2 separate regions of the Homo sapiens genome follow, and region 2 is linked to region 1. A link is an interaction called in ENCODE POLR2A ChIA-PET data of the cell type or tissue named here. Cell type or tissue: GM12878. All regions are shown on one strand. Each heading gives the region's core, and the rest is flanking DNA. Links, peaks and the distances in the headings are about the cores only. Region 1 overlaps ETV6 (ETS variant transcription factor 6). Region 2 has its middle 42 kb from the start of ETV6.

What was found. Peaks named below come from ENCODE experiments on the same cell type or tissue, not always from the same donor. Only the 100,000 strongest peaks of a DNase experiment are listed, where the experiment ranks them.
Region 2: POLR2A ChIA-PET joins it to region 1 with 8 read pairs; 2 of 35 experiments call an interaction of 5 or more read pairs at or near these places.

What each region holds. Positions count from the first base shown.
Region 1 is chr12:11,724,338-11,729,712 of GRCh38, reverse strand. All of the region lies in intron 1 of ETV6 (ETS variant transcription factor 6), which reads right to left. Among named protein-coding and RNA genes, the nearest start is that of ETV6, 77 kb to the right of the region's middle. RefSeq lists a silencer at 548-697 and enhancers at 2,328-2,377, 3,708-3,767, 3,968-4,167, 5,239-5,375. In GM12878, for the core only: no CTCF peak of the experiment used is centred there; a DNase peak (open chromatin) is centred at 2,292; H3K4me3 peaks cover 1,052 bases; H3K27ac peaks cover 5,000 bases.
Region 2 is chr12:11,604,890-11,610,264 of GRCh38, reverse strand. No RefSeq gene overlaps it. Among named protein-coding and RNA genes, the nearest start is that of ETV6, 42 kb to the left of the region's middle. RefSeq lists enhancers at 1-318, 319-880, 881-1,442 and a silencer at 5,356-5,375. In GM12878, for the core only: no CTCF peak of the experiment used is centred there; no DNase peak of the experiment used is centred there.

The DNA.
Region 1 (5,375 bases), core at 244-5,243:
GGTCAAGGTAGTATCTAACCAAGGTCAAGACTGTATTGAGTCAAGAGTTCAAAGGCCACTATCTTCCCCATAGTATGAGTCAGTCAAACTGAGATTGCTTCAAGGTTAAGGAAGGAATCATCAAATTGCCAACAGTCATACCAAACAGGACAGGGAAATTGGCTATTCCTGTCACATCTCCTTTCCATTAATTATTAAGTAGTTGACTTAGGGAGCAACCCTCTCAGATTCGGGGAGAGTCCATTTATGAGACATGAACTCAAATCTACCACACAGCAGCCCAGTCCCCCCCACCTGATCCCACATGGCTGCCTGGCAGTTCTAAGGGGCTTCCAAAAAATTCTCCAGTTAAAGGCACAAAACCTTTGAACAGGCCTTCAATTCTAGTGCTCCCACCCAGATGAGACTACTCAGGAGTTGAGATAAAATCCTGAAAACATGGGCAAAGTTCAACTGACAGCTGCCCCTTCTAGGCCACGAACTGGCACACCTGGCCAGTTGGCAACGGTTCCTTCCTTCAGCAGATCTTACCTGCCTGAGCAGGAAACGGTGATAAGGCTAAAGCTAGTTCATGTTGACTGTCACGCTTTCTCACACTTGAGCAGAGCCCAATTTAGAAATAGCCTTAAACTGTTGCTTCAGTTCAGTATGTCACAGAGCCATCAAAAATAATAGAGAATGTATGTCAAAGTGTTTTGTAAGCTGTAAAGCCCAACCTACCGTAGTACATATTATCATTTTGATATTAAATAATGCTAAAGAAGAATATTAAATTGTAAATAAACATTGATAACTATGGAACCATGTAGGTATACGGCTAAAGACTTGAAGTCAGATACGGGTAACTGGTAACTATGCAAAAAGGCTCAATTAGAAAAAAATCTTTTCAGGTGGTTTAAACATTTAATGAACAATAAAGTGTAAATGGTTTCCTTTAATTATAGATGTCTATGATCCAATTCAATAGTGAAGCTAATGTCATAAATCTTAACCTGAAGGGGATTTCTAGGTAGATTTCCTCAAGTCCAGCCCTGCGTCCTCTATGACTGCAAAGTAAATGGACCTTTTTTTTTTAAGGCATAGACAAGCAGTCCTCAACCTTTTTGGCACCAGGGACTGGTTTGGTGGAAGAACATTTTTCCACGGACTGGGGGCAGAGGGATGCTTTCAGGATGATTCAAGCACATGACATTTATCATTAGATTCTCATAAGAAGCACACAACCTAGATCCCTCACATGTGTCATTCACAACAGGGTTCGTGCTCTTACGAGAATCTAATGCTGCCACTGATCTGACAGGAGGCGGAGCTCAGGTGGTAATGCTCACTTGCCCGCCACTCACCTCCTGCTGTGCGGCCCAGTTCCTAAAAGGCCACGGACAGTACTAGTCTGCGGTCTGGGGGTTGGGGACCCCTGGTATAAACTGTTCTTACAGGAGGTATAAAAGTGCTTGTCACTGCATAATCCACCTGTAATTTACTCCTCTGTGCCGAATAAACAGCCAGCTTGAAGAAGGAGTAGACAGGTGACAGAAGCCTTTACATAAGGCCCATGAACTGAAGCACAGGCCTCAAGTGTTATAAGAAGGGGAGGCCGGGGAGCGGTGGCTCATGCCTATAATCCCAGCACTTTGGAAGACCGAGGCGGGCAGATCACTTGAGGTCAGGAGTTCGAGAACCGCCTGGCCAACATGGTGAAACCCCGTCTCTACTAAAATTTTAAAAATTAGCCAGGCGTGGTGGCGCGTGTCTGTAATCCCAGCTACTCGGGAGGCTGAGGCAGGAGAACTGCTTGAGCCCGGGAGGTAGAGGGTGGAGTGAGCTGAGATCGCACCACTGCACTCCAGCCTGGGCAACAAAGAGAGACTCCGTCTCAAAGTAAAAAATAAAAATAAAAAAAAATTTAAAAAAGGAAGAGGAGCTACTTTCTCCGCGGGGTCTCCTGTCATGGAGCCACCAGAGGGGCTCACACCTGCGGGCCACCAGGCCCTTAGGCCTCTTCCCTGCCTGTGATGCAACCTATACAGACGTGTGCTGTAACGCTGGCTGCACTTTTCATGACCATGTACGTCACAGATCCATTCCCCCCACGCTTTTAATCAAGCCTCTTAACTAGAAAACCAGCTCCAAGGAGGCTAAAGGGTCTGTTTTCTTAGGTCTTACTTCTTCTTCTCTGAGTCTTTCTTTAGGATGATTATGGCTCTCCAGTGACTTCACAGGTGACACCAAAGAGGGAGATGAGGAACAAAGCAATGCACAATGATCAAAGGGAACAGATACCACAAATAGAACAGAAAGCTCCCAGGCACGCTGCCACCACGAGGGAGAGGGCCCTAAAGGATGGTTTTTACACCACAGCGCCTACACAACAAAAGCTGGGTCTGTGAGGTGTGCGGTTGGCTTGCGCCCGCCTGCGGGATGCCGGGCATGTCTGCGTTATATAAGGTTTCTCCTGTACTGTGCTCTCTTCTGGGAGTCAGACAAACTCCCCATTCAACAGCTCTCAATCCAGGGTGGTTGTTTATAGATATGCAAGGGCAGGCGACCTCCTCAGAGCTAAAAGGCAAGTCCTCTGCATGCTGGTGTTCCAGCCGTAGTTCACCTACCCCCACAATACAGACAATGTCTCTTCCCTGACACAAAAGCCACTGTGCGTGCCCTTTCTCTGAATTGCTGCAGACTCAGATTCAAATCCTGGCAATGATATTTCCCAGCTGTGTGATTTGCACAAGTAACTTGGTCCCAAAGCTCGGTTTCCTCACCTGTAAACTGGAGATAAAAACACCTATCTTGAAAGGCTGTGCAGATGAAGTGAAGTGTATGTGTGTGTCGATGGCTTACACTGCAGTGTGACAGTGGCTGGAAAACAGGAGTCATTTCTCTGCCTCTCTCTAGCCTAAGTACTCATATGCTTAATCCTGAAATAATCTGTACTTTTCTTTTAAGACAGGGTCTGGCTCTGTCACCCAGGCTGGAGTGCAGTGGTGTGATCACGGCTCACTGCAGCCTTGAACTCCTGGGCTCAAGCAATCCTCCCACCTCAGCCTCCCAAGTAGCTGGGACTCTAGGCATGCCCCACAGCTGGCTAATTGTTTTTTCTAGGGATGAAGTTTCACTATGTTGTCCAGGCTGGTCTTGAACTCCTGGGGGCAAGCGATCCTCCTGCCTTGCCCTCCCGAAGTGCTGGGATTACAGGTGTGAGCTACGGTGCTCAGCCCTGTACTTTTAAATTATTTGTGTATTTATAGTGTCTCCCCACCTAGATTATGAAGGAATCATGCCATTTTCATTTTTACGACCTACTGTATGAGCTAAGTGCATAGTGGGTACACAAAATTACCTGTGGCCTAGGCTACTGCAAGAGTGGATCATTTCCCCACATCCAAGGATATCTGGTACTGTTTCCTGAGGAAATGACTGTGGGTTCTGAACACAGCTGGTCTCCCCTCTTTTCCTTCAGCTCCTCACACTCCTTCTTCCAAACATACCCCTTGCCATTTCAAATGCCCTTAAGAATTCTCATGAGCCAAGTTATCCATTCATTTGGTCATTTCTTGAGTACATTTCTAGAGTACATAAACATTTCTTTAGTATGTACTATAGGCCAAATATAAGAGGCACTGTGGATACACAGCTGGATGTAGAAATAGCTAATATACAATTCTTGCCTACCCTTGAAGCAACTGGAGGGAGTCAGATGGGAAGTTAACTGTCTTAGTCATGTTGTACTGCTAGGAAGGAATATCTGAGGCTGGGGAATTCATAAAGAAAAGAGGTTCATTTGGCTTACAGTTCTACAGGCGCTACAGGAAGCATGGCCCTAGCATCTGCTTCTGGTGAGGACCTCAGGCTGCTTCCACTCGTGGCGGAAAGTGAGGCGAGCCGGCGTGTGCAGAGATCACGTGGCAAGAGAGGAAGCAAGAGAGAGGCAGGGGGAGGTACCAGGCTCTTTTTAGCAATCTGCTTCTGTGAGAACTAACAGAGCGAGAACTCACTCACCCCACCACAGGGAGGGCAGCAATCTACTCAAGAGGGATCCACTTCCATGACCCACACACCTTGCATTAGGCCCCACCTCCAACACTGGAGATCAGGTCTCAACATGAGGTTTGGGGAGAGAAACATCCAAACTACAGCAGCAACATCTGAAGTAATACAGATGAGTGTACATGTAAATCCTATGGGAAAAGAAAAAGCCATAATTCAGCCTCAGAATAGGATTCTGAAATTTTTAAAATATATATTGCCTTTGAGATAGACCTTCAATGCACTTAACTTTGTTGAAACAGCAGGTTAAAAAGGGAACTCCAACCTGGTCTGTTACAAAATAGGTCAAAATTTATTAAAGCAAATAACATCCCAAGGAAAAGCTCGGGGCTGCCAAGTCCTCGTCAGTGTCTTTTCTCTCATTTTGAGCCATGCACGCTGCACAAAAGAATTTTCTTACAACTAAAATTTGGAATTCTGACCAATCCATTCACACACATATTCACAGCATGACATATAAGTACTCAGCACTAGCCTAGAAGTTGAGTGGAAAAAAAAAAAAAACAGCTAAAAAGAAAGATAAGTCTTAAGAGCTCCCTGCAGATTCCTGGCAGGGAACATGTTCTGGAGAACAGATGTGCCGCGACCCAAGGTGAAGCTGATGGGGAAGTGGGCAGGGAAGTGGGGTGGCCGTAAGTTCACGATAAAAGAAACAGTCATAAAACTATACACTTCCCAAATGCAAATTTGGAGAACCTCAGGGCAGGAGGATAAGACCTATGTGTCTGGAGCAACCACTCCAAGACACTGGAGCAGCCACAACCGAAACTCTGTTGCGATTTATTCAGTGTCTGCCTACGATTTCATGTTAATACAGGACACCCAGTCCAAATAGATTTGGGAAACCTGCAAGGGTCTCGTGCAAGGACCTCACAGCCAGACAAGCCTCTTATCTAGAGACATATCTACTACAAATATCTTAAGGAACTGTTTCAACAATTTTCCCAAGTTAACACTTTATTCCTAGTTCTCTAAGGCTTATTATTTTTCAGCCCCTCACTCCCCTCAACTCTTTATTCTTGTCACCAACTCAACCCTCTTCTGATACACAGAGCACAAATAAAGGCTTCCTGAAGACTAGGCCTTACTTGTCTTTGTATCCTACCCTCCATCTCTGCTAGTATCTAGCAGAGTAACCGGCATATAGTAGACTTTCAATGTTCATTTAATACTCAGCCATAGGGCAAGCAAAGAGAAACAATGAGGAAATAGACCCTTGAAAATCACACCGCATACAGATTCTCCCCTAAGTATAAAGTCTCCTGGTACTGATGGGCACAGGCCCACTCCACGTGATCGGCTCAAAATACTAAGGATCCACGAACAGG
Region 2 (5,375 bases), core at 246-5,245, 120 kb after region 1:
CCAAAAATTTTCGCCACCCCAAGACTTCAACAGTATTTTATTTTTCTTATTAATATAAGAAAGCAGGAATGTCAGGCCTCTGAGCCCAAGCCAAGCCATCGCATCCCCTGTCACTTGCATGTATACATCCAGATGGCCTGAAGTAACTGAAGATCCACAAAAGAAGTAAAAATAGCCTTAACTGATGACATTCCACCATTGTGATTTGTTTCTTCCCCACCCTAACTGATCAATGTACTTTGTAATCTCCCCGACCCTTAAGAAGGTACTTTGTAATTCTCCATACCCTTGAGAATGTACTTTGTGAGATCCACCCTCTGCCCGCAAAACATTGCTCTTAACTTCACCGCCTATCCCAAAACCTATAAGAACTAATGATAATCCACCACCTTTGCTGACTCTCTTTTCGGACGCAGCCCGCCTGCACCCAGATGAAATAAACAGCCATGTTGCTCACACAAAGCCTGTTTGGTGGTCTCTTCACATGGACGCACATGAAAAAAACCAAATTTACAAGAGTCACCATCCAAAGAACTAAATTTTACAAATATTTTTCTCTTGCTAATGCAAATTTGGAAAGGAAAAGACAAAGAGACTTCTACTATCCTCCTTCAGTCAGACTCTACAGACAGAAATACAGGAGGGTGACTTTAGTAAGAACTTTTGCCTTTTGCCGACTTTGTCAGAGATCCTGGATCTCAACTTTAGCCTCCTGAGCAAGTGAGATGTCCTTGCTGTCCCTTAATGGTTGCCAAAACTCTTGGTGAGGAGGACTACTTCCCTCTTCTTTCCTAGGTTCGCTGACTGGGGCCTTGGAGATTAAACTGACAAAAGACAAACTAACAAGAGAAGGACGGCTAAATTACATACCTATGCAGGGAAGTTTCCACAAAGAACTAAGACTCAAAGTGGCAGCCAGATGATTTAAGCTTCTGTACCATCTTAGGCTGAGCAGAGGAAAAGGGGTTTTGGGCTGCTGAAGGGAGGAGGAAAGTTCTAGGAAGGTGAGGGGAAGAAATGTATAGTAAATAACGGTTGTATTGTTATGCAGATAAGAGTCTCTCGGGTGATAACTACTGTCTCCAGGAGCAGCTCTCTTCCCTTACAAATGGAAATTTCCTTTATAAATGTAAATTTTCTGTACAAAAGGGGGACGTTATAGTTCATGTTAGGTGATTAGGGGGAAGTAAAGAGCTTTTACTTGGTCTGCTGGTTCTCTAGTGCCTTTAGCTCCAAATAACCTGTGTGCCAAAGTGACATATTTTGGGGTTGCATATTCTAGTATGCTTCAGTTTCAGGAAGAATTTTATTTTTTTTCTTGTGGAGATTTTTTTGAGATAATTATTTTTTATCCCCATTTTTAAAATTATTATTCTCTTTTTTTGGTGAGGCTCTCCTTTGAAATTGTTTTTTGTTTACATTTTTTGTTGTTGTTGTTGTTAATAACATCTCAGGCAATCTTGAGAAGCTGCCTCTCCTTTTCTTCATGTCTTTTTTCCCCAAATAAATAGATCTGAACAAGACATCTTTTATACTTTTTTTTTTGAGATGGAGTCTCACATTGTTGCCCGGGCTGGAGTGCAGTGGCGCAATCTTGGCTCACTGCAACCTCCGCCTCCCGGGTTCAAGCAATTCTCCTGCCTCAGCCTCCCGAGTGGCTGGGATTACAGGTGCCCACCACCACGCCCAGCTAATTTTTTGTATTTTTAGTAGAGACGGGGTTTCACCATGTTGGCCAGGATGGTCTCAAACTCCTGACCTCGTGATTTGCCCGCCTTGGCCTCCCAAAGTGCTGGGATTACAGATGTGAACCACCATGCCCGGCCTATAATTGCTAATTTTTTTCTGATCAGTTTTTATTTTGAAATTTATTTTGTCAGTTTCCTTTCTGTCAACTGCTGCTTTTGTTCTGTATGGGAGCAGATCAAGTAAAACAGTGCCTGTTTTACTCTCTCTCATCATCTTACCTTAGCTCACGCTTCTCTCATTTGTTCTTATTATGCCTGTAACCTCTCTCTTCCTTCCACTTCCTCTCATTAACAATTTCCTATTGGAAGTCTCTTGAGTTCCAGTTAGCGAGCCTCTAAATTATCCTCTTTTTAACATCACCTTTGTGTTTTCCGGCTTTCAACATAGTTTCTTCAGACTTTAACCTCACCATTTATGTTTGCTTTCCAAATCTCTTTTCAAAATTTTGCTAAATAAACCTCACCGTGTAAGTGAGAAAGCATGGGATGGAAAAAGGAATGTATGGAAACGACACCAACATAGGCGTATGGTTGGGTGAGTCACTTGGCTTCTCAGGGCCTCGCTTTCTTATCTATAAAAATGAACAGGTTGGCTTAGCAAGGGCTTTAAACTCAAAAGCTGCCAATAGAGTCCAGACAGATTATGTAAATGAATTAAAGGAGGCCAGCCAGGGACTGTGGGAAACTGCAGACTCGAGCAACGTCCAAAGGGCACGATCACTGCTCGGCTTTTCGTACTGCCACCGGGAAATGCTGGCAATGTAGGATCCACAGATTTTCTGGTTTCCCAGCAGTAATCAGGAATCTGGACTTTTAAAAAATGTGAACTGTTCTTTTTTAAATGCTGACAACTAATTCAAACTATGCACCAAACAAAACACATCACATCTGTGGGCCAGATTTGGCTCCAAGGCTGCTGTTTGTGACCTTTAGATGAGATGGGGTCTTTAAGTTTCTTACAAGTCAAAAATTGCATAACTCTTTAGCAATACATTTTAAACCTAGCTAGTTCTCCCTTATTACATTCCTGAAATTGCTTCCTTGTCACTTGTATTTGTTGGGCTGTCAGTCTCCCAAGTGAGCACTCTGGAGTTTGTTATGAGAAGAAAGTGCAATTTCTTTTCCCTTTGCCTCTGACATAAAGTAACCTAGTGTGTTGCTCCCAGACCCTTATCACCAGTGTCTGCAGAGTGTGTGTGATCTCCTTGGATGGCTGACTCTGGGGTGCAGGCAGGTCCTGGAATAAGCAGCCTCCTTGCAGAGTGACACACACTCCTCTGTTCCTTTGTCTGGATGCACATTTGTAGTCCTTTCATATATTTTGTATAATGTTAATTTATAAACTAGTCTAAGTAGGCTGGGCGTGGTGACTCACGCCTGTAATCCCAGCACTTTGGGAGGCTGAGGCAGAAGGATCACTTGAGGCCAGGAGTTCGAGACCAGCCTTGCCAATATGGTGAAACCCTGTCTCCACTAATAATACAAAAATTAGCTGAGTGTGGTGGTGCATGCCTGTAATCCCAGCTACTCGGAAGGCTGAGGCAGGAGAATTGCTTGAACTTGGAAGGCGGAGGTTGCAGTGAGCTGAGATTGAGCCACTGCACTCCAGCCTGGGTGACAGAGCTAGACTCCATCTCAAACAAACAAATAATAAATAAGCTGGTCCAAGTAGGAGGAAATGCAACAGTGAAAAAACACTTGAGGCTCAGAAGCCCAGGGAAAGGAATGAATGATAAACAGTAAAAAAATAGAGGAAGTACCTGACAATAACACGAAAGCCGAAGGATAGTTATTAACTTCTGTCATATCCCATTTAGTGACACCTTCCTTAGAAATTTCCCCCAAAGGAGTTCCTTTGGTCATTTCCTACAATGTAGTCTTCCTTGGGCCTGGACCCTGCTGTCTGAGTTCCTCTCCATCTGGGGACTTGATCCTCTCTTTCTCTCCCTTTTTTTTTTTTTTTTTGCGATGAAGTCTCACTCTTGTACCCGGGCTGGAGTGCAATGGCGTGATGTTGGCTCACTGCAACCTCCGCCTCCTGGGTTCAAGCGATTCTCTTGCCTCAGCCTCCCGAGTAGCTGGGATTACAGGCACCTGCCACCATGCCCAGCTAATTTATGTATTTTTAGTAGAGGCAGGGTTTCACCATGTTGGCCAGGCTGGTCTCGAACTCCTGACCTCAGGTGATCCGCCCGCCTCAGCCTCCCAAAGTGCTGGGATTACAGGCGTGAGCCACCGTGCCCGGCCTCCATCTTCTCTCTTCTAAGAGCTGTCAAATTTTTTCTAGTTAAACTGACCGGCTTATGTTCTCTCTTTTATCACCCTTGGTCACTCATGAATAGGGCCCATCATTTCCTCCCTATACATGGACCTTGAGAATCTTTACCTTTCAGTGTTTCAGTGGAATTGACTATAAGTTTCTAAATGACCCTGAAGATTAGAAAGAGAGGCCAGGTGCAGTGGCTCATGCCTGTAATCCCAGCACTTTGGGAGGCCAAAGTGGGAGGATTGCTTGAGCCCAGGAGTTTGAGACCAGCCTGGGCAACAAAGCAAGACCCTGTCTCTACAAAAATTTAAAAATTAGCCAGGTGTAGTGGTGTATACCTGTAGTCCCAGCTACTCGGGATGCTGAGGCAGGAGGACCACTTAAGTCCAGGAGTTTGAGCTATGTTTACATCACTGCCCTCCAGCCTGGGTGACAGAGTGAGATCCTGTTAAAAAAAAAAAAAAAAAAAAAAAATTAGAAAGAGCATAAGGTTTGAAAGTCAAGGATCAATAATATTAAGGAGAGAAAAACTCTCCCAACAAGTTAGCATTTCTCTGAGGTAGCAGGAAGTATTACTGATAAAATTAGGGATTCACACATTTATAGAATTGGGAGACATCTCTCAAACTATAAGTTCTCTACAAGAATCTTCGATTTCTTAATTTTCATGATTATATAGAAATATATGATTTTTTTTTTTTTTTTTTGAGATGGGGTCTCACTCTGTCACCCAGGCTGGAGTGCAGTGGCACGATCTCGACTCACTGCAACCTCCGCCTCCTGGGTTCAAGTGATTCTCCTGCCTCAGCCTCCTGAGTAGGTGGGACTGCAGGCATGCGCCACCATGCCTGGTGAATTTTTGTATTTTTTTAGTAGAGACGGGGTTTCACTATGTTGGCCAGGCTGGTCTCGAGCTCCTGACCTTGTGATCCGCCCACCTTGGCCTCCCAAAGTGCTGGGATTACAGGCATGAGCCACTACACCTGGCCAGAAATATATGATTTTTTTAAAAGCAAGGTCTGAGTCATTTTATAATCTCTTAACCAAGGACTAATGTGCAGTTTCAGGTAATTCATTTGAATTTCTGTTTATGACTAAAGTGTTGCCAACTATTCACCTACACTATCATCGTTAACTCCTAGTTCAGTACTTCTCAAGTATTTTCTTCAAGAAATCCCAGGGATTGCTGAATATTAAGTTGAAGAAATGATTGGGGTATGATGCAGGGTATATGAATATGCCACCTCAAAATATGCCTCTTTGTCATATAGATTATTTTGAGTTAAAGCCAATTGAAAACTATCCGATGCAGGAAAAGCTCCTGTCTCCCTGTGACTGCCTGAAAGTAGAGTATACATTTC